Regions from separate parts of the Homo sapiens genome. Here region 1 is linked to region 2. A link is a loop called in an ENCODE intact Hi-C map of the cell type or tissue named here. Cell type or tissue: dorsolateral prefrontal cortex. All regions are shown on one strand. Each heading gives the region's core, and the rest is flanking DNA. Links, peaks and the distances in the headings are about the cores only. Region 1 overlaps SPO11 (SPO11 initiator of meiotic double strand breaks). Region 2 overlaps BMP7 (bone morphogenetic protein 7).

Region 1 (14,861 bases), core at 6,529-14,528, 75 kb before region 2:
AAGTATGGTATAAATTCAGAGGAAATTTTTTCTTATTTATAAAAATGTTTTTAGAATTTTTGATAGTCTCACGAGTAAGTAAAATTAACAGCATACCAGAATGTTCCCAAAATGAAATGTGTGGTTCCTATGTGACCAGGGAATATAACATATTTGTTAATTGTAGGTATGGTATCGGGGGATCTTGATTTGACACTAGCCAACAATAAGACTTGCAGACCTTTCCATGCAGTGAGGACACAGACCACACGTGAAGTACTTTACCTGTACTAGCGCCATGGTACCCACACTTTCTGGTTTGAAGTCCCAGCTCCACTGCTTATTAGTTATGTGACCTTGGGAAAATTATTTAACCTTTCTGTACCTTTGTTTTCTCACCTGTAAAATGGGGGTGATTTTTTAAAAGTACCTAGCTCATAAGGTTTCTGTGAAGATGCAATGAGTTATTGTTTACAAAGCACCTACAAAAATACCTAGCACATAGTAAGTGCTATGTATGTATTTTCCTTTATTATTATATTACCTTCTTCAATCCTTACTACATACAACCTCTTGGGCAGGCCCAGCCTCACAGGTGTACCACCCGTGCAGTCACCCAGGACCCCAGGCTAAGAAGGGCCTGTGCTTGGTTTAATTCTCTGCTGCTATCATCTTGAAATTCTTAATAAAAAGGGATCCCACATTTACATTTTGCATTGAGACCCACATTTTCTTGAGGTAGGTAGTATTATTGTCCCCTGGTATTATTGTGGCTTTGGACAAATAGCATCCTCAGTGTTCTCACCTGAAAACTATGGTGTAGTTACCCAGTAATTACAAGGTCCTTGGGGGAATTAAATGAGATACTGAATCAGCAGTGATTGGCACATGTAAGTTCTCAGAAATGGTATATATTATTATTATTGTTACCATTTCTCTTTATAAAATAGCTAACCTAATATTACCGTGCTTCTATAAATTCTTATTCTTGCTTGCAAGCACAAGAAACTTTCAGTGCAGTTAAAGGTTTACTGAAAGTACAGAATAAAATCATAAAACTGACCTCTGGCAAAATTAAGATAGGTTTATGGAGGGAAAAGGTCACATATTTACTGTTGGAGAAGTACCTTATTAAAATCTGAGGCTTCTGTAGATCTTAAAACTGAAGAAGTTTTTTGTTCTATAGACAGACTAGAGAAGCATTCAAGACCTTCGAGAAACTTTTCAAATAAATAATATTATCAATAAAAAATAGGCTCAATACAAAATAAAGCAAAACACTGAAGACTACATCAATCCAAATATTTATTCATACTGAATTTTACTAATGTAACAAATGAATTAATGGAGTAAGACCCCTAAAGTATAAAGGCAAAGGAAAATGTAAGAAGAAACTACCGGACACCACAATTCATTTGCAACATCTCAAATTCAGATCATTATGATTTTTGTTACCAGTAAGATACTTTATGCGTTAACATTAGTTGTATCGTAGAAGGTAAATATTTTGTAGACTTTGATGACATGTATAAAATATTATTTTTTCAAAAATAATTTAAAGGTCAAAATAACATATTCTTTTATAATTTGCTTTAGAAGATAGGACAGAAATCTGTCTCTATAGAGGCAAGAATAAGGCCTTGCAAAGAAAATTGGAGTACAGCATTTGTTTTGACAAAAATATATAATTAACGGAAAGTTATTTTATTTCACTTTTACAGAATTAAGAATATAATATATGTTCTTTCCACAATAGTATTTGCCAATCAAAACAAAACTAATGAAAAGCCTCTGGCAATCAGAAGTTCTTCTGATTTATTTTTATATCCATCCTCCAAATTTTAATTTGTTAGGTAAGTACACTCTGGAAAGATAATCTGATGATAGGAAAGTCAAAGCTTGAATTTCTGCCTTCATTTTAGAGTCTGCCATTATTTCCATCTGTCAATAAAAGTAAAATGTACTCATACCAGAGTTCTTAGTTGCATTTCTGTCAATTCAACAAACTAGTAATCTAGAATTGCTTTATTCTCCAAAACCAGGGACAATAGTCTTAAGGGTCAGCCAGAATATTCCAGAGCTGCTACAGCTAAAAATATCTGGAGTGAGAGTACTCTGTATGCTGTCTTCAATAATTAGGGATAGTCTGAAATCTTTATGATTTCTTCTTCCTTTTTTTAATCCCACAAACTATGATACAGCCATCAAGAATGTGTATATAACCATGATAAGGATACAAACAGGCCAGCTCCATTCACTGATCTCATCTATTAGCATTCATATGACTCAATTTCAACAACTATTTACTGCCAAACAACACTTATGTTAGTCGTGTCATATAAAATTTCAAGAGGGATATTTTCAAAATACGATGTGAATAGCCACTACTAAAGTAAAAGACAATTAAACATGCAACACTTGAGTTGTAAAAGGAAACATACTTCTTTTCTCCAAAATGGTTGGCAGGTAACATAAGGTCTCCTCAGGATACTGTCAAGTTTCATTTGGTCCCTTTTTGTCAGTGGAATCAAACTATCTTTAGGTACATTTAATCTGGAAAAAAGTAGGTGAAAAAAATCAGTAAAAAAGTGTTTCTGTAACTTGAATGTCCTGTATTTTGCCTGTATTTATGGTACTACTTCAAGAAACTCAGAAATAAGAAAATTAGTACAGATCTACCTCTTACATCCAGGATTGAAGGGATCTGTCATGTCTTAGACCAGCAAGTTTTCAAGTTCATAGTGGAAGTTTGTGTTTCCACAGTAAGATTCTAAAGTTTTTGTTTTCCTTCATGTCACACTCGTGGGATGATGACAGGATGACAGGAAGACTGATATTGGTTATTAAACAAATGCCAATAGCACTACCATCAGGTATACAGATACCAGGGCAGCTTAATAATGTACATTAAGCCTCTCAGAGCTTCACACTCTTCTGGCAGTGAGCTCCAATATGCATGGCCAACGGCTGAGATTCACTGAGGGACTTTAGGTTCCATTGAGTATTTAATTCTTCATAATTCATTTGAAGATTCTGGGCCATGGAAGTTAGTGTCTCACTTTTATCATTTTACACACACACACACACACTTTTATCACTTTACACACACACAAACACATTCTTACCTATCTAGTTTTAAATTTGAAAAACGTGGAATATAACTTTATCATGGTATGTGTTTTAAAAATAGAACATGAGAGGTCCTGGATTTATGGTGTGGACTACCTTTTGAAGTCACAAATCCTAGATTTCCCAGGAGAGTCTTTTTCAATGTGTCCATAATTATGACCATTTGCCAGGGGCAGTTCTTGGATAGGGGTGACAATTTGATTGAAAGGGAGGCCTGGAGGATTTCCCTTGCAGCCTGGCTTCTGTAGCTACCATAGTGTTTTTCCTTTGATCGTATATTCATTTGGAGTGGCTTTTTAGTGCACTGATAGAATTTATGAGATGCAGCTAGAGTTTCTTGAAGCTATTCACCTTACTAATTATCAGATCATATGTCTTGAATTTGTGTTAAAATTGTTTTTATACAAACAGATCACCCCCAAGGGATTCTGACCATGACACACATACACTAAATTGAACACGTTAATCCAGTGGAGTGTGAATATTCAAAAATAAAGAATGAAATGTTTCCTCTTGGACCCTCATTTTATAGGAAGTGGCTGATCACCCAAAACCTGTTCACATTCCATATTTAGGAAACAAGCAACTGTTATCAAGGATTGCTCACCACTTAAAGAAATCCAATAAACATGTTTAAATTCATTCTTACTGACCAATTACAACAATAAAACATTTTAAAATATCACATTAGCAGAGGTGAAAAAAAATGTTAATGCCATAAGCTGAGGGACAGGTGGACTCTTACTCTTCAGAGAAAGCAAGAAACTTAATCTATCCAGACAACAGTCAAACCCTGATTATGGGGATCCTCTTTGACCCACCAGTTCTTCTGGGAATTCAGCCTAAGGGACTAACTAAGGATGTGCATAGAGATTTAGTTACAAGAGACTGCATCAAAGCACGACCTATCAGAATAGAGATTTGGAAACCACTTAAATGGCTATGAGGGAATGGCTGAATAAACACTAGCACATCTAGAGTTAAAACTCAGCAACAAAAGATGCTAAAATAAGAAATGTACTTTATTGACATGGAAAAGTGATCACATTATTTTGTTGTGTTTTAAAAAAAGCAGATTATAAAATAACAGAGTATGATCTCAGTTTTGTGAAAAAGTTATGGCTATGCACAGAAAAAAAATCTACAAAGGTAAGGCTGCTGATCTGTAGGTGATATTTAACTTGTTGCTTAATATTTTTTTCTATAATGAACATATATAATAAACTTGCCAAACTTGAAGTTCCCAAATTTTAATACTCTTAAAATGATATTTTTCTTTTGAAGTTAAAAATTTAAATCTATGACAAAAATTGATTCATATGGCAAATGATGTTGTCAATGGTTACAATTTAATTGGATTTACTATATTGTACTTTTTTTTTTTTGGAGACAGAGTCAAGCTCTGTCACCCAGGCTGGAGTGCAGTGGTGCGATCGTGGCTCACTGCAACTGCCGTCTCCCAGGTTCAAGCAATTCTTGGGCCTCAGCCTTCCCGGTAGCTGGGATTACAGGCATACACCACCACCACACCCAGCTAATGTTTGCATTTTTAGTAGAGACAGGGTTTTGTCACGTTGCCCTGGCTGGTCTCAAACTCCTGGCCTCAAGTGATCCGCCCACCTTGGCCTCCCAAAGTGCTGGGATTACAGGCGTCAGCCACCATGTGCCCGGCCTACAATGTATTGTACTTTTAAGTATAAAAAGTGTATAAAATGTCTTAACCATAAAAGTAAAACAGAAAGTTTTAGCTAGCTGAAAGTGTAACACATTAACCAAATTCATGTGTTAAATATTTTAGTAGTTGAAACAGAAACATTAATGAATTTAATTCATAATTACATAATCATAAGTCATCGTGGACAATATAAATAAAAAACATTAAGAGCTTTCCCTTGTAGTGACTTTTTAGGCTTATTGTTACATATGATAATGAACTGTCATTTTAAATATCCTAGTTCTGCTATACTATCTAACCTTTTAAGATCAGAAGGGAGAAGACCAAGCCATCTAATAGCTGGAACTGTGAGATGATGAGCTTCAAAAGACATAGACTAAAATAAAGAACAAAAGTATATTAGGTGAGGCTAAATTGTAGAAAACTAGCATTCTTGTTTTTCAGTCAAATTTTTCACTTATTAAGAAGGACAAGTACTAAAGCTGGCTTCACATGCCCAGAGCCCACAGAAGTAAGAAAACCATCAGGGGCTATGCTAAGCTGGGCTTTTAGTGAAGGTGTTAAAACTTCTCTGGGTTAAGTGCGGTGGCTCATGCTTGTAATCCCAGTACTTTGGGAGACCAAGGCGGGAGGATGGCTTGAGCTCAAAAGTCCAAGGTTGCAGTGAGCTGTCACTGCACCACCGCACTCCAGCCTGGATGACAGAGTGAGACCCTGTCTCAAAACAGCAACAAAACAACAACCACAACTTCTATATAGTGTTTCTGTATTAATTTTCTAAAGCAAACTATAAATGAAGCCCTCTGACCTACATTTCTTATTGTTCATGATTCCCCATCTTACACCCTGCTCCACCATCCTTTTCATCTGCTATAAATTTCACCATGCATCAGAATGCTTGGAGGATCCCACCCCTAGAGATTTTGGCTCAGTAGTTCTGGATGGGGACTGAGATTTGCATTTCTAAGAATCTTCCAGATGATGCTGATGCTCCTGGCTTAGGACCACACTGTGAGACCACTGGTATATGGTAATTGTAGACACTGGTGGTGACATTTATTGTTTCCATTTCTCCTTATGGTGGGAGAAAAGGGATTAGAAAAGTCAGAATTCAAGGCTCTATATAATATTTCGAGTATATTTGGTGATCAGACAGCGTTGTTGTCACCCCAGAGCCCCACAGTTCCTTCAGTATGCCAAGAGAGTGCAGGATAATAATGCTGCTTGCCCACAGCTAATCCCACTCTGTCATCTGTGTTTGCACTGGTCATACTGGGAGCTGGAGTCACAGCCACCGACACACAGATTGCTCCTAGAATAGGATACTAGGCCCTCAGGTACACTTTGGGCACTCTCAGCCTGCTTGGGGGTGATTAATAAATGCAGAAATCACCTCAATGAATATAAAATGTCTAAATAATAAAAAAGGAAAACTGCTTTTCTATACTTACCATAGATCCATACTTATAGATGCACATTATTTCTATGCCTGTTAAAAGAAAGTTAACTATAAAATTAGTCTCCTTACATATTACAGGTTAATTTGCACTCTCAAATTTTATCTATCTATAATTTTAATTTTGTGGACATCACCAGTGAAAAATTTATCATTCTCAGTTTAATATGACAAAGTAACGATAAATTGTGTCAAATAATTATAGACCAAATTTTAATGTAATCATTTTCTTTTAAAATGTTTCATAAGTGTCCCGAGAGTAGAAAACACAACTACAGGCTGGGCACGGTGGTTCCTGCCTGTAATCCCAGCACTTTGGGATGCCGAGGTGGGCAGATTACCTGAGGTCAGGAGTTCGAGACCAGCCTGGCCAACATGGTAAAACCCCGTCTCTACTAAAAATATAAAAAATTAGCCAGGCATGGTGGCATGTGCCTATAGTTCCAGCTACTCAGGAGGCTGAGGCAGGAGAATCACTTGAACCCAGGAGGTGGAGGTTGCAGTGAGCCAAGATCGCGCCATTGCACTCCTGGGTGACAGAGCAGGACTCAATCTCAAAAAGAAAAAAAAAAAAAGAGGAAGAAAACACAACAACAAATATGATTTAGTTATGACTATTGTTGTAAATAGTCCAGTGATAAATTACCATGTGGATCAGCATCTACAAGAGTGAAAACAGGAACATGAAATGTATCCCACAGTTTCTTGACTAAAAGTCTTGTGTTTAGATCAGGAACTCCCTTTCCCTAAAAGGAAGATGAAAATTAAGAATTTTAACTTCAGTAGAATAAAATGGTTACAATTATACTCTTATTAATAATTTAAAAGTTAGGCTGGACGCAGTGGTTCACGCCTGTAATCCCAGCACGTTGGGAGGCCAAGGTAGGGGGATCGATCACCTGAGGTCAGGAATTTGAGACCAGTCTGGCCAACGTGGTGAAACCCCGTCTCTACTAAAAATACAAAATTAGCCAGGTGTGGTGGTACACGCCTGTAATCCCAGGTACTCGGGAGGCTGAGGCAGGAGAATCACTTGAACCTAGGAGGCAGAAGTTGCAATGAGCCGAAATCACGCCATTGCACTCCAGCCTGGGCAAAAAGAGTGAAACTCCACCTCAAAATCATAATAATAATAGTAATAATAAATTATAGGTTATGCTCATACAACGGTTAGTACTCTGCATGTGGCCACAGCAACCCTGGTTCATATCTGAGTCACAGCACCAAAAAAAAGGGTTACATCTTCCTACCTTGGATTTCAGGTGCTGAAAGACTGGTGTTGACTGTGAAAAAAAAATGTACATTATATACAAACAGACTGAAGGACTGGGAATTATGCCAGTCCTAGGAAATGGTCCTAAGGAAATATTTCAGCAAAAACAGAAATAATAAACATCCTACATATTTAAAGATGCTCACTGAAGTGTTATTTAAAATGGCGCAAACTAATATAAATAGCCAAAATATCTAACAACAGGGATGTGGAGAGGCAGCATAGTACAGCGGTGATCTGCAGCAGTTGCGGGGCTAGGCAGCCTGAGCTCGCATCTCAGCTCTGCTACTTCTTAGCAGCATGAACTTGAATGAGTAACAAAACCACTCTGTGGTTTGATGCTCTGTAACAACATATGAGATTATTATAGGAATTAAATTATTTAATAATCATAAAGCACTTAGAAGAGTACCTGGCTTAAATTTAGGGTTTAATAAAACTTAAATGGTGGGATAATATTATGAAGTCATTAAAATAATAATTATGTAGAAAAGTAAATTGAAGAGTGTTACAACAATGTTAGAGAAAAGCAGAAAACCAAATGAAACAGAGAGCAGAGGAAGAGCGCAGAGTAGCCCTAGAGATTCAGAATGGGCTTCGGGTCACAGCTCCGAGTTTGAATTCCCTCTCTGCCCATCATCAGTGGTGTGATGTTGGGCAAGTTTCTTAGTCTCTTTAGGCCATGGCTTTATCTATAAAATCAGCATAAATATGCCTATCACACCAAGTGATGGCATTATAGCAACATGGATTTCAACTATTCAAATCCAGTCCTGGTTTTGAATAGCCATAGAGACGTGGTAAAATACCTTCCTGCATTCCAGTACCCCATTATTAAAGTGACGATGATGTTAGTACCTACCTCCTAAGGCCATTGAGAGCCTATACAAGTTGACATGTGATAAACACCAGTAAATGTGAACTCTTACTATGTCAAGTGCTTAGCAGGGGTCCTAGCTCATCGTGAGTATTTAGTGTATTTTCATAATGTTCTTTGGGAAAAATAATAGCACATGAACACAGTAGAGGAGTCAAACAGGGTTAAAGGACCTGGTGAAAAATGGCTCTTCCTAATATGGCCCTCGAGTCCCAGCCTCTTCTTGAGAGGCATTTGCGAGAGATGTTTATGGAGGCAGTGAGGAGCGCTGCCCTGGAGAGGAGGCGGAATGGAGTCTTAGAAGGGCTGACCAGTTCCACAGAGGCATCCAGATTTGGAGTAGAAGTATCAGACAAAACCAAAAGTTTTTGAACTGGCAAGGAGGGAAATGACAAGTCTGGTGTGGCAGGGATGAGAGATAATTGAAGTCAGGGGCCTGTCTGGAGGCTACCAGGTGGTTGTCTTGTGTAAGAATGAAAGGGGAAGGATTAAGGAGAAAGGGCTGAAATGAAAGAGATTCCCAAGGCCAATTCAAAAGGACTTGGTGACCATGGGATGTGAGGAGTAAGTCAAACTGACTCTGACGTGTGGACCTCATTGCAGTGTCTGCACTGATAGCCACAGGACAAGTGGCAGGAACACTCAGCTTTTCAAGGAAGAAAGCTTTTGAGTGTGGTTTTAGAAACATGAACTTATCAAGGTTACAGTGCTCTATGATCATGCCATGGTACTTCGGCCTGGGCAACAGAGCGAGACCCTGTCTCTATTAAAAAAAAAAGAACTTGAGGTGATAGCCAGCTTTGAGGATGTTTAAATAAACACATTGGAAATTCCCGTTCTATGATCCCAAAGGATGCATTATATTGAAAACAGGACATTGTGTAGATAATATTGTAAATCCTCTTACCAATCACCATAACAGTATACATTAGTCTTGGAATTGTAGTAAAGTTAGATAATATACCGTAATCATGATGCAAGGAGACAATTTGTTGCAAAAGTTGTCATCTAGGAGCCGCTGAAATGTTGCATCTTTTTCTACAATTAATACAAACTTTGCATCTGTAACTAAATCTGTGAAGTTAAGGCTGATAAATTGAAAGCAAGAGTATTTCAATTTAATCACCAACTAAATTAAGGTGCCATATAGATAATTCAAAAGCAGCTATAGATACAACATTTTAGTTTGTACCTTCAAACATATAAACACATCTATTCATATATTCAGATATCTGTCTCTTCCACTAGATGGTGAGCTCCTAAAAGAGTACTAAAGAAGGGACCATGGTGTGTTCATCTTGACTGCTACAGGGCCTAACTTGTTCCTTACACATTATGAAGGCTTGGCTTACCAAAGGAATTAATGAATGAATGAACATTCCAAAAGTTTAAATAGTTTTCCCACTTAAAGGATACTCCGAATTCCTTGAATATTCGATGGCACAGCAACAGCCTTTTAAAAAAAAAGTTTTTATCTTACATAAAAAGCAAAATAACCACATTTTTAGTTTATCACAAAGCCCTCTGTTTTTATTTTTCTTTGACCATACCAGTCATCAGAGACTTCTTCCTCTGTTAAAAAATAGTAGAAAACAGCTTTACCCCTCAGTAAGAAAACCGGCACATGACTCACAGCAATTCTCCCAACAGGGGTACTAAGTTTAGTACTGTGGGCTCTCTTTGTATCAAAGCCCAGCAAATAGTTTAGTATTAAAAATATTACTTTCAGAACCAGAAAATTTTATGAACATTACTAAATAACATGCTAAAATGACCAAGCCACACTTTATCTGAAAATAATAGTGCATTTTTAAGAGTTATATTTGTATGTTTATTTCAATCTGACATTTGACAATTAGCATAATTTGAAACTATGTAATGTACAGTTCTGTAAAGCATATTCCTATCCATCTTTCAGTTTTATTTTGAAATCTTAAGCTCTAGGTTACATAATAAAGCAAGAAATAAAATTATGCTTCAAAACTGAAGGAGCTAGAAGAGTTAAAGCTGTGAAAACTTCAATGATGCTTCTTACCGTTGCACCACAGGTACAATTCACTTTGGTGCCATCTTCCTCGATGTATCTTAAGTTGCCAGCAATTAAACCTTTTGATGTAGATAACTGCAAAAAATAATAGACATATTTGAAACCTGCTTCACGAATATGTTTTATGCTATTAAGTCACTCCTTGTGTTCATCTGCTGAATTACTGGCATTTTCACTTGGATTGAAATTTCAGAGATGAAAGAGAAAATATGTAAGGGATTTAGGAATTAAAAATATTTGGTAATTCATCAGTTTGGTCCATTCACCCAAAGGAATATATTGAGAATCTATTACTTAAATTTATAGTGAGAAAAATGCAAGCATCAAATAATAGCAAAAGAAGACTATATTATGTTTTAAAATTATGTTTTGTCTGGGCGCGGTGGCTTACGCCTGTAATCCTAGAACTTTGGGAGGCCGAGGCAGGTGGATCACGAGGTCAGGAGATCGAGACCATCCTGGCTAACACAGTGAAACCTAGTCCCTACTAACAATACAAAAAATTAGCCGGGCGTGGTGGCAGGCGCCTGTAGTCCCAGCTACTCGGGAGGCTGAGGCAGGAGAATGGCATGAACCCAGGAGGCAGAGCTTGCAGTGAGTTGAGATCGCGCCACTGCACTCCAGCCTAGGCGACAGAGCAAGACTCCGTCTCAAAAAAAAAAAAAAAAATTATGTTTTATACAAACATTTTGTTTTAAAATAAAATGTTTTGTATTAGGTACTACTTACTATATGTAGACTCCTCCTTGACACTTTTAACATGCAAGAAATGTCATTGATAATATTGTCGACGACAGTCTGGTTACCAAAGAGTTGACTGTCAGTGTAATATATGTCCCTATGAAAATTTAAAATACATATTTTTAATTAACTATATTCTTTTTGAATATGACAAGTATTACAGTGTTAATTGAAGAAAGCTTTAACTGGATGAAAACACAACATATAAAGAAAGTAAATTATGAGCTATAGTTTAGTCTTATGTAACTTTTCAAAGCATATAATAAAAGTTAATCCAACTATTTCTCACATTACATTTTGAAGAGTAATTTACTAGAACAATATATTTACCTTTTGGTTGCATAAGTGTTGCTCTGTACTAATTTATAAATCATGGACAATATTTTAAGGATTAGAGCTGGAAAATAAAATTCAACAAACAAGTTACTCATCATTTCTCTTACTGATTCAAAAGATACTGCTATCAAGGATTTTAACTTAATTTTAGTTAACATTTAAAAAATTATCTTTCCAAAATGGGAGGGTTAAGTACAGAACAATTACCTGCAGAATCAGTTAAAATTAATTGCTCTATGGATAGCAAAACTGAGAGGATAATTATGCACTGAACCATATACCTTGAAAAATGTTTATGTTGATAACCTACTTCCATAGTTATTGACAATGAAAAATTATAGAAATTTATTTTATGTATGAAAGTGATCTATTAAAAACAGGTAAAATTATTTAACTAGCAACAAATAAAATTGAGAAGATAACAAAATTTATTTATCCTTTATTACCAAAAGCTAAGAACAATTAACTTACAAAATTTTTGAGCTGATTTTGGTGAATCACTTTTGATCTTTCTGGTGGTGCAATGGGATACCATCTGAAGACCCACAGAATCTTCAAACCTGTCATTTTGTTTAAAGCAAAGGAAAAAAGTGAAAAAGACAACTTCTAAACACCAAACAATATATACTTATGGTCTTCTGCACATCATTTAAAACCCACATTTCTTCTCAATTTAAGCACTGAAGCTTTAGGATCAACTGGTTTGAGAGCATAGATCATTCCAGGTGATAACTAGGAAATTAGGTTTGTGACATACAGAGGCACTAAGATAAACCATTTAACATAAATGAGCTAACACCTTTGATTAGGGGGTGTGGGAGTGTGTTTGTGTGTGTGCATACTTTTTTACTGGGAAGACATTTTTAGTGTATGTAAAATGTTTTCAAATATTTCACAATTAGTACTTTACTCATTTTAATAACCTACTCATTTAATAATTTTACTCAATTTAATAAGCTTTGAAATGTTTCATTTCTGATTTACCTGCAAAATTACATTACATAAAATAACAATTTTATTAGGTTAAGTTGAACTGCCAAGCTTCCCCTAAAGGTGGCAGAAGGCACCAGGTGGATATGTCAGGTGTAAGCTGCTTCAAAGCTAGATAAAATCCATCTTTCAAAACATGACTGAAAAGTATACAGCTTATATTACTTATATAGATCATAAAACAACAGTGATGAAGGAGACTCAAAATTCCTTTCATTTTGTTTCTGTATCTCTTAAAAAATATGAGAGGCTGGAAAAAACCGGTATAACTAGGTTCAAGAATTCTGATAAAGCTGTTTGCTGATTTTACCCTTTTTGGACACATGATTTAGCAGGGGCAGAAGATCTGTCAGGAGAAAGCCTTAAATGTGCTCTATGTTCAGGATACTTTTATTTTGGTCTGGTATCAGGATTGGTTATATTTCCCCTGAGCAAGTGGTTTGCTTTTGTGGCATATGTGAGAATTGCACCCATGACATCTCCCCCTCTGACTGCTAGAAAGCTTAGCTCCAAGTATGGTGCCTATTCTTAGCAAAATTATGAGACTTTATCACATGCATTTGGAATTCTAACCTCTTCTGGTGCTCCATTCTGTTGGTGCTAGCATTGTTTTCCTTTGCCTCATCTTTCACACCTACTTCTAGTTTACATAACCTCTCTGTATGGTATGTATTTCGTAAACTTCCTAAATCCTTTTTTTTGGCAAGGTAAAGGCAATAAAATGAAAAAAATATGACCAGAACTCTAATTCAAATAATTTTAATAATGACATAGATATTGCATTTAAAAAATAAAAATGCAAAATGCCCACTTTATGTTTTCCCAGCTTGATCTGTTGTCTATCGTGAATGCAGGTGCTTCATTTCTTGCCAAGCTTGTGATTATGTCTTGGATAATATTTTCTATAGATGCAAGAACCTCAGAACTGAAACAATAAACAGAGCATGATTCCATCTTAATCATAAATTTTGACTTTTTAATATGTAAGATTTTCCCAGATCAATACTAAAGTAACTTTTTATTTTATTCTTTTTTAAGACTAGGTAATTGGGGTGGGGTTTTAAAAAAAGACAAAAAAAAAGACTAGGTAATCCATGTCAATAATTATCTCTCCCATTAAACCTTTACTACTGCATTAAAACAACTGTATTTACAAATAAATTTCATTTGCTTGTAATTTTACTTCTCAAGCAATTACCAATGGAAGGTCTCCCTTTTACATTAATGACTAAATTTACAACTGTAATTTTATCATATTAACCTACTGTAATCTAGCTGAACTTGAATACAAACTAGACTTGACATACTACTGATATATGTTTTAATTAAAAAGTGATACAATATTGGCTTTGAATTTCTTTCCCAAAAATGCAATGCAAAAATTTCAAAAGAAACACCTTTTGTGGTCGCACATTACCCTAGTTGATCTCATGCCTTAAAATCGGCTCTTTTGAAATTTAGCGATACAAAAAGGAAAACGTTTAATCACTACCCTGGAAAGAATAAATTGTGAGTTCTGCAACAAACGGTTGACTTGGCAGCTATTACGCCACTCTACAGCAAAATGCGAAGACTAAGCCCAGTTTTCTGTCAGCTGACTGTTAATTTCACAAGCCATCAGCTGCAAAAAATGTTGTTCTGTTATAAACACCATGAGCTTATTGTCTAGGAAGAGAAATCAAATGCACTCTAGAAAACGGGCAAAATGTTGAGAGTTTTAATTTCCACAGGAACTTCAGAATTTTTACTGAAAACTTGTGTTTCAGAAAATGAATTTTAAAACATTTAATCTATTCTAATATTGGGAGGTAAAAACTGACCCAAATACTCATTTTTCCTAGTTTGGAGAAAAAAAGTGTTGCAGGATAATACTGTAACCAACTTTAAGATACAATCAGATTCGTCTACATCTGCGATATTAACAAGGGACTTGCCACTCTCCTTTTCCCTCACTCTCCCAAGTTCTCCCTCAAAATAAATTCTTTTGTAAAAATTGGTTTGTTTGTAGGTTTTTCAGATTTTTTGGTGGTTGGTTTGGGCTTAAAAATAAAAGGCTGAAAAACTTTGCTCAACCAAGAAAGCAAGTCGAGGAAACAAAATAAAGTATTTTTAAGTGAAAATGGTCAATAACGTAGTCATGTTTTCTGTGGTTAATTCTAACATGGATAGCTGGAGGGTTCCTGTAATTGATTTTAAATAAATCATTTAAAATATGTACATTCTCTCCACTTGCAAAACAATTAAACATGTTGTCTTATTATAAACCACTTAAAATGTGTTGATGTCCTTGTTAATTCTGAGAAAACCATTCGCTTACTGAGAGAAGACATACAACACTCATTTTCTTTCTAAAAAAAA
Region 2 (16,165 bases), core at 718-8,717:
CTGACGCCGCGGGGGCGGCTGGGGGTCCCGGTTTCCGACTGGAGCCGCGACGACCCCGGCGACGCGAGCCTGGGGCTGCAGCGAGGGCCGGGGAGCTCCCCCTCCATATGTGCGCGCACATTCTCCAGACTTGCTCAAACTAACCCCCCGGCAGCGCCAGCGCGCTGCGGGACTGATGATCAAATATTTGGTTTCCGAGATAACACACCCCGATAGCGCTGTTTCCTGAGCCGCTTTCATTCTACTTGTGTAACTTGCTGCGAAAACCCGAACCAAGTCAAGACAGCAAACTCACGCCCACGGGCGCTGTGTCAACATGGAAATAATGATACTGAAGCCCCACGCTGGGCACCTGGGGCGTGGACTGGGGGCGCGGGGGAAGCGCAGATCCGCCTTCATGCTTCCCCCTCCTGATAAGGTCCCTGGAGTTCCCGGGAGGCCATTGTCTGTACTTAATAATAACTAAATCCAACTAGTGAACCAAGCTTCAGCGAGCAAGGGGTGGGAGGTTTAGATGCCAAAATACCTTCAAAAAAGTTTAAATTATACTAAGCAGCCAGTTAAGAAGGAAGCAGCAACATATGACCTGATTTAGAACCATCTCCAAGATGTATGAGGTGGAAAGAAGCAAGGTGCAGATGAGTGGGCTGCATGTGTGCTTGTATATCATCGTGTCCTCCTGGAGGAAGACACCAGGAACTGGAGAGAGATTTTACTGGAGGGGTAGAGAGGCGGGGGCATAGCTGGGGCTTACGGAGTGGGAGGTGGGGTCTGATTTTTCGTCGTCTGCACTTCTGTATTTGTGATTTTTTTAAAACAATGTGTATTTATTAACTATACCAAAAACTAAAGGAAAATTCCAAATACATACATATAAATAATGAACGCAGAGCTCTGTCGCCCTCCTGAAGCCTGGGGTTAGCCAGGGCCCTTTCTCTGGTGGGGGATTTATAGCATCTTCCCTTCTGTTGGGTACCCCGGACTCCCACTGAATGTGCAGGTCCCAGTGGCTGCCTTCAGAGCCTGGCTGGAATCATTAAAAAGGTATTTGTAATCTCTGGCTTCTGCAGAAGGCCCTGCAAACCAAGAGCAAAAAAGCCCCCAGTGCTTATGGGCCGGCAGTGTGGGCTAGGCCCCGGGGCTCCCTGTCCCCAAGAGAAAGACCAGGTTGCTCGGAGGGTGCCTCTGGGAACTTTGGTGCGGGCTATTTGCTCCCCCCATGGCGGCAGGAGCAAGCTGGGACTTGTTTGGGAAGGCCACAGCTGGGTGGTTTTCCTCCTCTGGCTGTACATACACCTTTCAATCCATTTCTTTCATCTTGAAAGGACAAAGACCGGCTTGTCTGAGCCTCTTAATCAGTCAGGCTGGCTTTGGGCTTTGTGGGACCCTGACTTTCTCAGGTCTAGCTTTCTGGGACATCACTCCAAATTAGATGGCAGAGTGGCTTTTAACAGAGCGCACTGACCTTGTTTTCTTTCTCTCTCTGTCCCTAAACTCGAGGTCATTAGTTAGGTGAAGACCTGGGCTGCAGTTTGGCGAGACACTTCCTGTAGATGCTTCTAATGTTGGCCTTTAATTTCTGCTAAGCAGCAGCACACAAATAAATGGCCTGTCCCTTCTATCCTGTTGTAGCTTGGAATTTCTCCATAGGAGGGACTTGGGGGTGGCAGTAGGGTTGGAGAGGGTTGGGGGGAGGTGTAGGAGACTTGTCTGGCCACTGAGTTTGCTGAGAAAGTACTGCTATAGTGTTTTTCCTTGGATTGCAAATCATGTTGATCTGTAGTATTCGAAGTTTTCTAAAGGCAAGTTTATTCTCACAATTTACATAAGAGTGAGAAAATATCACTTGCACATATCAAACTATTACTTCTTATTATGGTGGGAGTTTGGCGGGGGGGGCATGGGTGAGGATCTTGGCAGCCTCTGCTGCCCCTTCGCCCTGCACTGCAGAGCTCTGCTGTCTTGCAGGCAGGCGGCCTGCGTGCGCGGGAGGGGGGACCCTTGCCTGAATTCTGAAGGCTTTTGCAGACCTGGTGCATTTATTCTTCCTTCTGTCTGCCGCCAAACTGGTTTTTGTTCCTATAAGTCGTTCTTGGAATTCAAGTTTTTTGCCAGGCTGAGCGGGATCTAAACTAGAGGGGAAACTAGAGGGGAATTTACGACAAAACCAGGTGGTGGGAATGAGGACTAAAGGCCGCACCTTATGACAAAGCCCAGCCTGTACCATAAAGCCCCAGGCAATGTGAACTGAGCTGCCTGAGTGAGACTCCCATCTTCCCAGCCTGGGCCCCTTAAGTTCAATGGCAAGATTTGTAAACTGGTTTGGATTAACAACCCCGACTCCTCTTTGTAGACTTAATTTTGGAATTCAAAACAGCTACCCTCTCTTAAATAATCCCCAGGCAATGGCGACTCCGCACACTGCATCTAGCCATAGCCCGTTACCATTCTTTCTCTGGGAAGATCCAGCAGCTCTGTTAGGAATCTTGTAAAGTAGCCGGCTGGCACTAGGGGAGTGGAAGTCATCATGTTTATCTCTGGTCCAGGTAATGAAGGCATGAAATTTGTGTAATCTTTGAAGGAAAAGAAGAGAAAGTTGGAAACCTATCATTATTGGAGTCAGCCTATAAAAGTGGCTTTTGTTAATGTAGCTGAAGAGTAGGGAGAAGGCCGTGCAGTTTGATTTTTGCTTTATGCCATCTGGCTGTCCTTTTTGTTGACAAGTGTTTGGCATTAAGACCTCTCCCACTGCCCGTCAAGAGCAGGCCCTACCACTGTAGAGTATTAGAAAAAGATTCTGTTACAGTTTAAAAATTTCCTTCAGGGAGTGCTTCGCAAAGGGGAGCGTGGACTGCAGGCATTTGCAGCTGTAACCTGGCTTGTGTTAAAATTTGGAAGGGGCTGCTCCACATTCCAGCACTCGGAGCGCCGGCCCTCACTGGTGAGCAGCCAAAGGTTAATATAGATGTCACACAGCTCCCCCCTTCTTTCTTTCTGCAGAGCGCCTTTGCTATAGGAGTGCACCAACAGCTGTGTTTTTCGTAACCCTTTCAAAATCACTTCTTTTAAACCTCATTTTCCTGCTTATATAAATCAAAGATTTTCCTCCACTTTTCCCAAGCATGTATGTGACCCAGCTTTGAACTTTTTTCATTTTCTATGTATTTTCCTTCTGGAATCAAGGCAGGGTAAGGCTGAGCCCTGGATGCCAACTTGGGTGGCTGTTTTTGGTTTTGGTTCCAGGGTTGTCATTCGGTTGTGGAGCGGTCCCCATGGAAGGGGTAACAGAGATGGCCCACTTGCAAATCAGTTTCAGGGCAGCAAGGGGGATGATTGTCTGAATGCACAGACAGACGAAACCGCTTTTGAGATGCAGCCCTCTCAAGCTACGGTTTGGGGCTTTACCATGGCGTAGTAGGCTCTCAAGCCTTTGCCGAGATAAACACAGCTGGTGCGCGATCCCCTCACCACCGGAATGCCTGCGATGTGAGTGAATATCACGTGTCCGCTGAACTCAGAGACAACTGGTGACTTCATTCCAGGGAGAGTCCCATCTAAGTTGATTGATCACTCCTATCACTTTAATATCTCTCCCTCATTTGGTAAGGTCATATTTGGCCCATTGCAAGAATCAGCGTGCCCTAAGTCTCCCCCGTCTCCACCCTTCCCCATCTGCCCATCCGTGTAACAGCCTGAATATTTTGAATGGGGAGCCCTTTGCACCATGCTTCTGGCCACATTAATTCTTTCACGCTCACTCTTCAGTCTTAGCGGGGGGGCTGTTGGCACACTGGTTTCTTGGCAAGCCACTGCAAGGCTTCGCCTTAATGCACTCTGGCACTGTCACCGGGGTTAGGGCACAGGCAGGGATGTGTGGGACCTGTCATGTTATTGTCAGAAGGAATGTGCGGATTAGCCTTTACAGCGTAGTGGTGGGAGAGCACTGCAGCTGTGTACACTTATTATAAAAGATTTAAGTCCCACTGGTAAAATCAATATATTGAATTGCACAACCCTCTGCTTTTAATTAGTTTAAATCAAATGCGCCGGTGCCATTTTGCCTTCTCTCGCCTTCATGGGGTGAGGAACTACCAATATTTACATAGAAACTGTTAATTTGTGGTGAAAATGATAACACATTTAGCTTTACACACTCAAATTGCTCCAACTTGATGGATCCCAGATCAACGTGGAGTTGAGCTGAGGAGATGACGTCACCAGGAGCGGGGAGGAGACACCCGTGATGTCTGTTGCTTGGACCCTGGATTCCAGATGCAGGTGGACATGTGTGTAGAGGCAGTGACTGGGGATGCTGGTCCTTCAAGAAGCGAGCTGGTTCTTTCTATTGCAGGTCAAAAACAATGAGATTTACCTACATCATCTAAAATCCTTTCTCGGAAGCATTCTTACAAAATTGCGAAGTGGGCACTTGCTCTTGGGTCATTTTGAGCCTGTTCTCACAGCATGCAAGGGTCATGTACTGGGCAGCTCAAGGCACGGTGCTTTATTTATTCCAGAGCTTCACATGCTTTTCTTTCCAATCCCTGAAACAGTTTATAGAGGAAGGGCGTTTGTTCACTGCAAATGATCCCATGTACGACCGCGGCTATTAGTGAGCCGTTTGGTATTAGCTGTGTGTTCAAGCTGGGATTGAATTCCGGGTTTTGCAGCAAATGGCATCTGACAAATAATAATTGACAAAAAATGTGACTTGGTATTTCTTAATATGGAACAGATAGTTCATTTAAGCTTCCCCGGCAAAAAAAAAATTGCTCAAACTCAAACTGAAATAGCAATGCCAGGGAATACTAGGACTGCTGCTGTGTATTTTTTTCCGCTCCAAAGTAGAGTGTTTATGATTTGGGGGGATATTAGAGTGCATGAAGTTTGACACTTACTTATGCGAAACTCAGGCAAGCATGTGCAATACCGCCTTTTCAACATTTGTGTCGGAAGGCATTGTGGGGAGCCGCGCAAAGCCTGTGCTGATCCGCGTGGAGTGGATTGAATTAATGACAACTCCGAGAGCACCAGCTTTAGGGTAATTGCTTTATTGTTTTGGAGCCAGGGTGCATATAATCCGGTTCCTGTGCAAACATGTTGAACGTGTGTTAATGCATTTCCAAACCAGAGCCTCTCACACAACCCTGCTTTTCATTAATTGATGTCGGTAGCATGGTACAGTATTTCAAAGGGCTGGCCAAGTATAAACTGTGTTTCCAATTTCCTTCCTTTCCTGTGTTTGGAATGCCAATGTTAATTTGTTCCCATGCAGGAGCGGGGGCTGCCAACCGCGGCTTTCTATAAAGGGCTTCACAGTGAAGGCTTCCAGCCCTCGCTGATGCTTGGGGCTGCCTGGCCAAGTCTCCTGACACTTTGCAGCTAATTCTGGGTGATATATGGGGTGGGGGATTGGGGGCTTCACTGCCGTGTAACGGAAGTTCTCGGTGACAGCAGTGGGTGTGACTTGGCAAGGGAGATTGGAACGGCATCCACAGTGATTCTCTTTAGACACAGCCTAAACCTATGTGTCTGTTTCCACTATGACAGCACATTAGCTGTGTGACCTTGGGCAAGTTACTTAACATCTCTGCATTTGTGTCCTCATTTTATAAAGGCTACAAGAGAATCTCTTCCTCAACAGATTCTAAAGAAATAGAAATCATATCACCCATGCGCAGAGGCTGTCACCTAGTAGGTGTAAAACAAATGGTAGCTCTTGTTTTTATTGTGTTGGCCAGATGAAGATTTACGTTGGTATATTAGTCCAAATTTCAGTTTTTAAGTACTTAATCTTAAAATACTGAGATTAAACTGCCCATGTTATTTTAAATGTCAAGAAAATGGTCCCCAGAGTGTGAATATGTGTGCGCCTCCCTCTTTCAGAGATCAATGGAATTTGAATGAATGCACCAAACTTATTTGAGGATGAATAGAGTCTAAGGCTGAATCTTTTCCCCAATTTTAGCATCTATGGTTATTTAATGATTTTACTACTTGGGAAACTGGAACTCAGTGAGAGGGTATACCGGAACTCTCTGTAGTGCCTTTGCAACTTTGAATTAAAAATTAATTTCAAAATAAAATGTTTCATTTAAAAAATTGCATTATTGAAGTATTTCTTCCCAATCCTTTCTGGAAGATGGTCAAAGTACAAATTGTCTTTTCCTTCAAGGGAGTGACAAGCCCAAAGCATTCATTAACAGAACTGCACAACTTCCCCACTTTTTATTGGAGCAGGTGCAAGGCTGCCCAAGGCTCCCGCAGCTGGGGTTAGGCTGCAACAACAAAGCCCTGTGTGGATTCAGCATGTTTAGAAGCCTCTAGAGACCAGAGGACGAAAGAGAATGGCTTCAGGGCCAGATACCGAGGGGTGGCGTTTCTCATTCAAGACTTTCCATAAATTCCCTTCAGCTCTTTATACTGTTTGAAAAATCCGACTCACCAAGTATTAGGTTTCCCTGCATCTCTGAGGTCACGTGTTCTATCACATCTTTATCTCCCTGGAGTAGCTTTCAAGTTTCAATCTTTTGTTGCCTGGCTTAATTAAAATTGGCCACGAATAAAAACTTGCACCGTTTCCAAAATCGAGGACTTGTGTGTTTCTAAGCATTGGGTTTAGGCCTGCCCTGTCTTGTGCTTCCAGCCTGTCTTCTGCTTTCATGTAGCTTGGACTACATGAAGAAAAAGAAAAAGCTAAGCTCTTAGCATGACAGTTGGCATATAATGGTCCAAGTGCTCATCCCCCTGGCAACTTACACACACAAAGGCAGGCAAGTTTTTTTTTTTTTTTTTTTTTGGTGGCTTGTGTTTTGGCCTTCAATAAAGGACACTTTTCCTGTTTTTTTTCAGACAGCCTTATTCTCCTGCCCATGCACAGCCTTGCAGAATTCTCATGGCATAGAAGGTGCTCAGATATTGGTTGTTTCGGTGCACATATGGCATGAAGACATTCTAAGCAGTCTCTTCTAAATGCTTTTGATCTCCAATTCCCACTACTACCTTTTCAGGTACATACCTTAAATAGTAATAAGTTGTATAACTACTGCAGGATAGCTAGGATAGCTTGTGCTTCATAAAACATAGACAAAAATAGAAATTTAAGTAGGAGACACTAAAGCTAAAAGCAATACAAAATTTTGGTGTTTGTTAATTAATACAAATTTTAACTAATGAATCATTTTAATTTTAATTGTTAACACAATTTTAATTAACAATATACATTTAATTAAAATTAAATTTTAATATAATTTAATTAAGTTTGCAGTCATGAAAATTTGCGGTGCAATGGACTGTTCTTTGGTGTTTTCAAAATCATGATTTAACAGTTTAGAATCACTGATCTAAAGGCCTGGTCCCAAATTTCGATGACCCTTCATCTGGTCAGTATAAATGAAGTTATTGTGTGTGAAGAAACTCACAATCTTGGTGCGTTAAAAATCCCAGAAGTTTGTTTTTCATTTGTATCACATTATAGCTCTATCGTGGGTTCAGGGTGGAGGCGTGGAGTTCTGCACATTGGTGGCAGCAGAGTCCCTGGGAGAGGCTGAGGTCCTCAGAATGTTACGAATAAGGTGCCAGAAGGAAAGATAATGTGAACTGTGCGTTGGCTTTTAATATTTCTACCTGGGAGTGACTTTCTAACTTCAAAAATTTCTATTTTTGTCTGTTTTATGAAGTACAAATGATCCTAACTAGTAGTTATACAACTTATTTCTTTTTTTCTTTTTTTTTTGAGATGGAGTTTCGCTTTTGTTGCCCAGGCTGGAGTGCAGTGGCGCGATCTTGGCTCACTGCAACCTCCGCCTTCTGGGTTCAAGTGATTCTCCTGCCTCAGCCTCCGAAGTTGCTAGGATTATAGGTGCCCACCACCACGCCCAGCTAATTTTTGTTATTTTTTTTTATTTTTTATTTTTAGTAGAAATGGGGTTTCGCCATGTTGGCCAGGCTGGCCTCAAACTCCTGACCTCAGGTTTTATCCACCCGCCTTGGCCTCCCAAAGTGCTGGGATAACAGGCGTAAGCCACCTTGCCCAGCCACAACTTATTTCTATTTAGGGTATGTACCCCAAAATTTACTCTTCCACCTGAAAGAGCTTCTGCTCACATTTCATGGGCCAAAGTGAGCCATGTGGCCAAACCTGACCCAAGGTTGGCAAGGAGATGACGATACCACTGCTTGCTCAGAAAGGCAAAGCACCAGAGAGCGTCCAGGAAATGGCACAGATGACACCACGCTATCATGATTGAAGTGTCTCTCACAAGATTCAAAGACAGAAATGTGGGAAGTAAGTTGTGGGGTGTGTTACTGAAACCAGAGCTTCATTTTTCAACCCCACCTGTCAATTATGCAGATATTTTTGTTGAAGCTAGTGAACTCCCATGATTGTCAGTTGGAATTTGCATAACAATTATAATTGTAATATATCTTTTCCTGACTCCCAGTGGGTTCCTCTTGCCTCCTCCCATCTTGCGCTTCATTTTGGAGACTGATGTTCTGGAGGCTTCCATCTCACTGAAGTACTCAATTGGTTCAACAACAATAACATCTCTTTCCATTCCCACTTGTAAAGTGACTTCCCTGTTTATGACTTGTCTTTCAGCAAAGGCAAGCTTCAGCTTTTGTCCGGTTCACTATCTAGAGAATTAAGAAGCATTACTCTGCTCCTGGCTAATGAGGTGACTGCTGGTGTTTCCCCGGAAGATACAGGTTATCACTTCGCCATGAAATCTTGTCCACAATGGAAGAGCTGCTTGCTTTCTCTCCTGGGCCTTGGAGACATTCCTTTTTCTTTCTTTCTTTTTTTTTTTTTTTTTTTTTTTTTGAGATGGAGTCTCTCGCTATCCCCCAGGCTGGAGTGTAGTGGCATGATCTCCACTCACTGCAACCTCCACCTCTGGGCTTCAAGCAATTCTCCTGCCTCAGCCTCCTGAGTAGCAGGGATTACAGGCTCCCACAACCACGCCCGGCTAATTTTTGTATTTTTAGTAGAGACGGTGTTTCACCATGTTGGCCAGGCTGGTCTTAAACTTCTGACCTCAAGTGATCCACCTGCCTCAGCCTCCCAAGGTGTTAAGATTACAGGCGTGAGCCACTGCAACTGGCCCCTTAGAGACATTTCTTAGTCCAGGCAGGATCTTGCATAGGCTGAATCTAGACATTAAATTCAGAGACCCCTTCATCATCTAAATGCATCACTGAAATGGATTGTAGACCTCAGAGGGCTAAGACCTTTCTGTGTAGCAGCAATGGATTCAGAGTAGCCATCTTTATGGGGCCCTCATGCAGTTCTCTCAGTATTCTGCAGGGTAAGCAGTGTCATTTCCATTTTAGAGAGGAGGATGCTGAAGGGGCCCAAACATGCACAGCTAGGAAGTGTGGGGCAGATGTGTCTGTCCAGCTCTTGCTGGGTGCAGAGCTGCCCATTCTTTCCTCCTGAACCTGTGGGGTATCGAATAGGTAGCGGGGAGCGTGGAGGAGATGATGTTGAGACCATTAAAACAGAAGCCGAGCCCATGGCCTTGACTCTGTGGTCCCGTGTTCTGATAAGTGACATAGAGATAAGCAGGCACACACCTTTCCCTTCTGTTATCCACCCTGCTTGTGATACCTCCCCTCTCCTCGGTCTTTATGGTTTAAAAATAATTGTCAGGGCATAGGGCCCTGAGTGCCTGTGGGGGGCACCTACATGTACCCCATAACCCTTCCATGGGGAAATTCCATAGCCAGCCAGAGATTGGTATTTTAATAGCAATTCCTCAAGATGCTGTATAAAAAAGACCACAGAAACAGTTTTTTTCCGTATGTCCCAGCATGCCTTTGTGTACGGTCTGTAGTATTGTAAACTCCCCAAAATCAAAATGTGCATGAACAGGGGATTCGAGAGAGAAGCAGGTGTAGCTCTGGGAGGGGATATGGAATAGTCGCCCCAGCGCAGGGACTTCTTTTTGTTTTTGTTTTTTGTTTTTTTTTTTTTACTGTATCAATGTAGACTGGAAACAATGTCAGAAGGAGAAAGCAAGTAGCAGAAGGATGTTTAGGATGTAACCATTTGTTAATTACACACATAGGCACCCCCGCCCCCAACCTCCCACACAAGGGGACCAACTCATAAATGTATTGTTTGTGGGTTCATACACATTGCAGTAATACCATGGACACATGGGCAGGAAGGACTCCCTACCTTCAGGGTGAGAGCTGCCCGTGGGGAGGAGGGAAAGGATAGTTTTGATGAGAGTTTCAAATAAATCTCACCTATTTCTGTCAAGTTTTCTGTCTTTTAATAAGAAGAAACCAAAAGAGGCTGGGCGCGGTGGCTCACGCCTGTAATCCCAGCACTTTGGGAGGCTGAGGTGGGTGGGTCATCTGAGGTCAGGAGTTCGAGACCAGCCTGGCCAACATGGTGAAACCCCGTTTCTACTAAAAATACAAAAATTAGTGGGGTGTGGTGGTACACACCTTTAGTCCCAGCTACTTGGGAGGCTGAGGCAAGAGAATCGCTTGAACCCGGGAGGCAGAGGTTGCAGTAAGCCGAGATCACATCACTGCACTCCAGCCTGGGTGACAGAGCAACTCTGTCTCAAAAAAAAAAAAAAAAAAAAAAAAAGGAAAGAAACCAAAAGAAAATACAATGTGGTATCCTGGACTGGATCTTAGGCCAGAACAAGGACATCTGTGGAAACACTGGTACAGTCTGAAACAAATCTGGAGTCGAGTTGACAGTTACACAGCAATGTGAACGTCTCGGTTTTGTCAAATGCCCTGTGGTTGTGGAAGATGTTCACCCTGGGAGGACTGGGTGAAGGGTACTCAAGTATTCTCTGTACTAGCTTTGCAATGTTCTTATAAAGTTATTCTAAAATAAAAAGTTTATTTATTTTTTTTAAAGGAAGCAACTATGATGCTACCTCTCATCATTTCTCTGTTATGGGTGCATGGATGTCCATGAGCTCATCCACCAGCTGCTCTTTGTGGTGGTCCTGCCATTTCCAAGGCTGGGGGCAGGAGAGCCAGTCCTAGAGCCTGTTCAGTATGATGCCCTGAAGGCCAATAACGAATCAATCTACGGACCCATTAACACGACAGGGACTCAGCAAGTAAAAGAAAAACCCACAGGACAGTGCCCTGAGAACTTTAAAACTCTCTTTTCCTCATTCATAAGGTGCCCGATATAAAGCAGCTGTTAGTTTATGGTCAAGAAAGAGGGGGTAGGGTGGGAGGAGATCTAAAAGATCTTTCGATTTTCTTCTTGGTCCTGAATTTTGTAAAATGCCCCCTACTCCATTCCCCAATCTTCCCACTTCTCAAGTTTCAGTTTTTGACTGACTTGACCTAACATTTCTTGAGAGAGAAGCCCTTAAAAATGGCAGCAGGGCCTCAGAACCTTCCAGGCTAGTAAATGTTTATGGGATGGAGGCACTGGTTGGTCATTTCCTTTAGGAGGAAACAATAAATGAAGCTACTTGCCTTATGCCTACTCAGGCCCTGAGCTCCTAATTATCTTAATATACTGGTGGGAAGTGGGGATGGAAGGGGGTGGGGGACCCAGAAATCTCTGCGCCTCTGGAGCTTGGAAGTGCCCTTTTTAGTACGTTTAGTGTGCAGTTTCTCAGCCTGGGCACTATTGGTATGTTTAACCAGATCGTTCTCTGCTGGGAGCTGTCCTGTGTATTATAGGATGTTTGGCAGCATTCCTAGCCCTTCCCCCAGGATCTGACAACCAAGTGTATCTCCAGACATTGCTAACTGTACCCTGGGGGGCAAAGTTGCCCCCAGTTGAGAACCACTGGTTTAGAGTAACTTGCCTCAACCTTGGGAATTCATCTGGGAGCCTTAGCCTCAAACGCACTGACCCACAGTGGTGAGTGGGAAAAACAGCATTTCTAGATGGACGGGTTATTTTCTGGCTGAAAGAAGCACAGATTGCAATCAAAACTCGAGGCTTCTCCTGGGAACACAGCTCTACCTGGCTTTGAAACACCCTGGAGACTGAAATGGAGCTCAAGTCTCTAACGAGCAAGCATTGTCTCCTGGGAACCAAAATACTTGACTGCACCTTTTGCTCGATGATGCTAAAAGTTTATTAAACACACATCGAGGACTGGCCCCTCTTTTATTTTTATCTTCGGACGTTCCTCAGGAAGAATAGGGCAGATCTCTCTCTTACCTTGTTCCCCTCTCTTGGCAGGTAACTTACTCTGGGGTGGGAGAGGGAAGGTGAGCACAGAAGCTATATTTTCCCGTGTCTCCCTGTAGCTTAAATGCTGCTTGGAGCAGGGAGACCTGCTTGCTTCAGACCCCAGCCCGCGGGCCAACTCCAGCCCACAACCTGTTTTAGTACAGCCTGCAGGCTAAGAATGGCTGGTACATTTTTTAAAAGTGTGATAAATACTCGAGAAGAATCATATTTCATGACACTAAAATGACATGAAATTCAAATTTCAAGGTCTGTAAATAAAGTTTTATTGGAACACATCTATCCACTTACGCATTCACTCTGACTGCTTTACTGCCGCTGCGACAGGGTTGAGCAGTTGCCACAGACACGATGGTGACCGAGGCCTACAATAGTTTCTGTCTGGCTCTTCATGGGGTTTATTGATCCCTGCTTTCCACACGCTATGTCCCCTACCTGGGAAAGTGCAAAAAGTAAAAAAGCCTGAGTTTTGTTTTGTTTTGCTTTGTTTTTTTGAGACAGAGCCTTGCTCTGTCACCCAGGCTGGAGTGCGGTGGCGCGATCCCGGCTCACTGCAACCTCTGCCTCCCGGGTTCAAGCAATTCTCCTGCCTCAGCCTCCCGAGTAGCTGGGATTACAGGCGTGCATCACCACGCCCAGATAATTTTTGTATTTTTAGTGGAGACAGGGTTTCAACATGTTGGCCAGGCTGGACTCAAAGTCCTGACCTCAAGGGATCTGCCTGCCTCGGCCTCCCAAAGTACTGGGATTACAGGCGTGAGCCACTGTGCCCGGCCAAAAGCCTGAGTTTTTTATCTGTCCCTTTTGTCCTTCTGCAGACAGTGACTCAGCCACACTTCCTGCCCCCCCTCCATGTTCACTGGAGCTCCTCTGAGTCTGCGAAAGCTGTAGGTTAAAGGATGTCCCCTCGGAAGACTCCTCTGCATCTTTAACATGAGGCATGTGCTCTGAGTCCCCACAAGGGTGATGTCGAACACAGGGAGGCTTTTCCTGCGTTTGCTTGGTCCCAGCACCCTGTTCTCCTGTGTTTTTGAAAAAATTCTAAAATGTCTCAGATGGTAGTTAAGAGTTTGGGTCTGAGTCAGACCGTCAGACTGCAGAGCCCCCACCGCTCTGCCCCCACCTCCCCGACTCAGGCAGGTTGTTAAACCCTGGGTCTCCTGTTTCCTACTCTGGGGTTAATGTGGGTGCCTGTCTCCTGGGCTGCTGTGAAGATCCCATGTGGGGAGACAGGAAGAGGGCTGACCTCGGGCCGCCTGCAGCTGGTGCCTGGGGATGTCAGTGGTAGGCAGTGATGCTGTCATTTGCTACACCATAGCCAATCAGGAACCCACCGTGCACGGGACCTGCCTGTGCCCTGAGCTCAGCTGCTCTGTTACCCACCGTGGTGGGATGTGCTGCTGGTTTGTGCTGGGGTCCAGAGCAGGCAGTGGGCACGGTGGCCCCCAAGCCGTGTCTCCACAGGACTTGGATCAGGGCAGCTGGCCTTCTCTTTGCGATGATACCTCAGCTGAAATGGGAGGCTTGTCGGTGTCGACTGGACACAGGCAAAACAGGAAACTGGGTGTATTTTGACGAATCCTGTTATACTAGAAAATTGCCTCCTGCTGATTAAGATCTGTGTTTATTGGTGCAGAGTTTTAAGGAGACACCCAGATCTGCCCACCCTTGCCGGCTGGGGGCACAGGCAACCTGCTGGGTTTAGACAGTTGACTGTGGGCTGGCCTACTCCAAAAAAAGCACATCAATAAAACTTTCACAGTAAAGTTATATATTTTTCTTTTATTTCTTTGAACACCATTCATGTCAGACTTAGTGGGGTGGCATTTCTGTGTTTCCCTCACTTTTTGATATGGGCAAATGAATTTCTCCTTTTTTTTTTTTTTTTTGAGTCAGAGTCAGGGTGACAGGTTCTGTCATCCAGGCTGGAGTGTAGTGGTACCATCTTGGCTCACTGCAGCCTCTACCACCTGGGCTCAAGTGACCCTCCCACCTCAGCCTCCTGAGCAGCTGGAACTACAGGCATGTATCACCATGCCTGGCTAATTTTTTGTGTGTGTATATATATCTATATTTAATATAGATATATATTATATATTATATAAATATATTTATATTAAAATAATATATTTAATAAAAATATACTCTATATATATTTTTGTAGAAATTGGGTTTCACCATGTTGCCTAGACTGGTCTTGAACTCCTGGGCTCAAGCAGTCCTCCTGCCTCAGCCTCCCAAAGTGCTGGGATTATAGGTGTGAGTTACTGCACCTGGCCCATTTCTTCATTTTAAGTGAGGACCAGCCCATGCCAGATGTTCATTAAATAGCATGATTTCAACATTTATTTTTATGTATGTGAAAATAGGGTCAGGAATGACAAATTACTCGCCGAGCTTTGGGGATGGCAAGTCTGTCTGTCTTTGGGTCCAGGTCACTGGTGTGTGTCCTCAGGCAAGTTACTGAAGGGGTTGGAGTGCTCTGGGCCTCAGTTTCCCTCTCTGGTGGGTGGCTCAAGGCTCAGGACACTAGGATTGAGTGAGATCATGGCAGGAAGGGGCTCAGTCCTCACCTGCAGGGAACTCTCAGTAAACAGGGCTGCTCCTGGCTGCCTTGGGGGTCCAGTCTCGCTGCAGAGCCTCTTCTAGGCTCATCCGTGAACATGACAGTAGACCAATATCAATGGAGAACATGACAATGGCCTGATGATGTTTTAGTTCAGCAGCTGTAATTCATTGGAGATGCCTGGAAGTTTGTGACTAAATACAGCCCTCATATCCAAGACTATACACTTCCCTGAGTACCTTCACATTTCAAACATTATATGTATCTTATTTACTCAACTCCCATCATAGATTTTGAAAAGAATCCGGGACATTTGAAAAAGTGCGATGCAGTCACCCCTGCATCAGGGGTAGGCTAAAGACAGCAGGTAGGACAGACATTGGGTAGAGTGGGAATTACCTTTGAATTTCCATGGGAAGCTGTTTCGTTATGCAGTATCTCCATATGGCTGAGTTCCTTCTCCCAGTTTCTCTCCCAGTGTTGCAGCAGATCACTGCTTCTTCCGTTGCACATGGGATGAAATAATCTGCTTGAGTGTAGGACCTGTATCATACCAAAACACTTGCCTTCAAACACTAGAAGGTAAGAAGTTTGGTATGATACAGGTCCTACACTTAAGGACCCTCTGGGTGTTATACTTACACTTAAGGACCTATAACACCCTCTGGGACAGCAGATACTATAAGAGATACACATCCTAATGGCCACTACCTGCTTCTGTGGAGAGGAATGGTGTTTCATTTAGAACTCGTTCAGCAGTCAGCCGGGCGTGGTGGCTCATGCCTGTAATCCTAGCACTTTGGGAGGCCGAGGCGGGCAGATCATGACATCAGGAGATCAAGACCATGCTAGCTAACACGGTGAAACATCGTCTCTACTAAAAATACAAAAAAAAATTAGCTGGGCGTGGTGGTGGGCACCTGTAGTCCCAGCTACTCAGGAGGCTGAGGCAGGAGAATGGCGTGAACCCAGGAGGCGGAGCTTGCAGTGAGCCGAGATCACACCACTGCACTCCAGCCTGGGGGACAGAGTGAGACTCTGTCTCAAAAAAAACAAAACAAAACAAAACAAAACAAAAACAAAAAACTCATTCAGCTGCAGTTCACAGAACACCTGCCTAGCATGGCTTCAGCACAAAAACATGTCATTATCTCCCCTAATAGCAAGTCTTCAGGGAGATGAGTTCACGTTTGCAGGGGCAGCTCAGTGATACTGTCCAAGCATCCATGAGCTTCCCACCTCCCCCTACCACCATCCTCAAATTCCTCATGTCTCTTACCTCATGCTTACAAAATGGCTGCTGCCGCCCCAGCCAGTTCATCCTCATGCAATCTCACATTCAAGGCAGGAGGATGGGGAATGGCACAAAGAGCTCTCCTTGCCTGCCTGCCTACCTCTTGGTT

Evidence for each region. Peaks named below come from ENCODE experiments on the same cell type or tissue, not always from the same donor. Only the 100,000 strongest peaks of a DNase experiment are listed, where the experiment ranks them.
Region 1: it touches region 2 in a loop (2.1-fold over the local background); 11 of 110 quality-filtered maps call a loop at or near these places.

The regions. Positions count from the first base shown.
Region 1 is chr20:57,330,400-57,345,260 of GRCh38, reverse strand. SPO11 (SPO11 initiator of meiotic double strand breaks) reads right to left here. Exons shown (of 13, transcript NM_012444.3): 2 at 13,315-13,428; 3 at 11,985-12,073; 4 at 11,508-11,574; 5 at 11,166-11,274; 6 at 10,425-10,511; 7 at 9,806-9,842; 8 at 9,354-9,463; 9 at 6,886-6,985; 10 at 6,235-6,272; 11 at 5,083-5,159; 12 at 2,421-2,532; 13 at 1,268-1,920. The coding sequence ends at 1,801. Among named protein-coding and RNA genes, the nearest start is that of SPO11, 8.0 kb to the right of the region's middle. In dorsolateral prefrontal cortex, for the core only: CTCF peaks have their summits at 9,634 (motif pointing right) and 14,065; no DNase peak of the experiment used is centred there; H3K4me3 peaks cover 629 bases; H3K27me3 peaks cover 1,546 bases.
Region 2 is chr20:57,248,459-57,264,623 of GRCh38, reverse strand. All of the region lies in intron 1 of BMP7 (bone morphogenetic protein 7), which reads left to right. Among named protein-coding and RNA genes, the nearest start is that of BMP7, 10 kb to the left of the region's middle. RefSeq lists enhancers at 1-319, 1,038-1,754, 4,689-5,251. In dorsolateral prefrontal cortex, for the core only: CTCF peaks have their summits at 6,377 and 7,477; DNase peaks (open chromatin) are centred at 5,313 and 6,293; H3K4me3 peaks cover 5,365 bases; H3K27ac peaks cover 4,730 bases; H3K27me3 peaks cover 6,765 bases.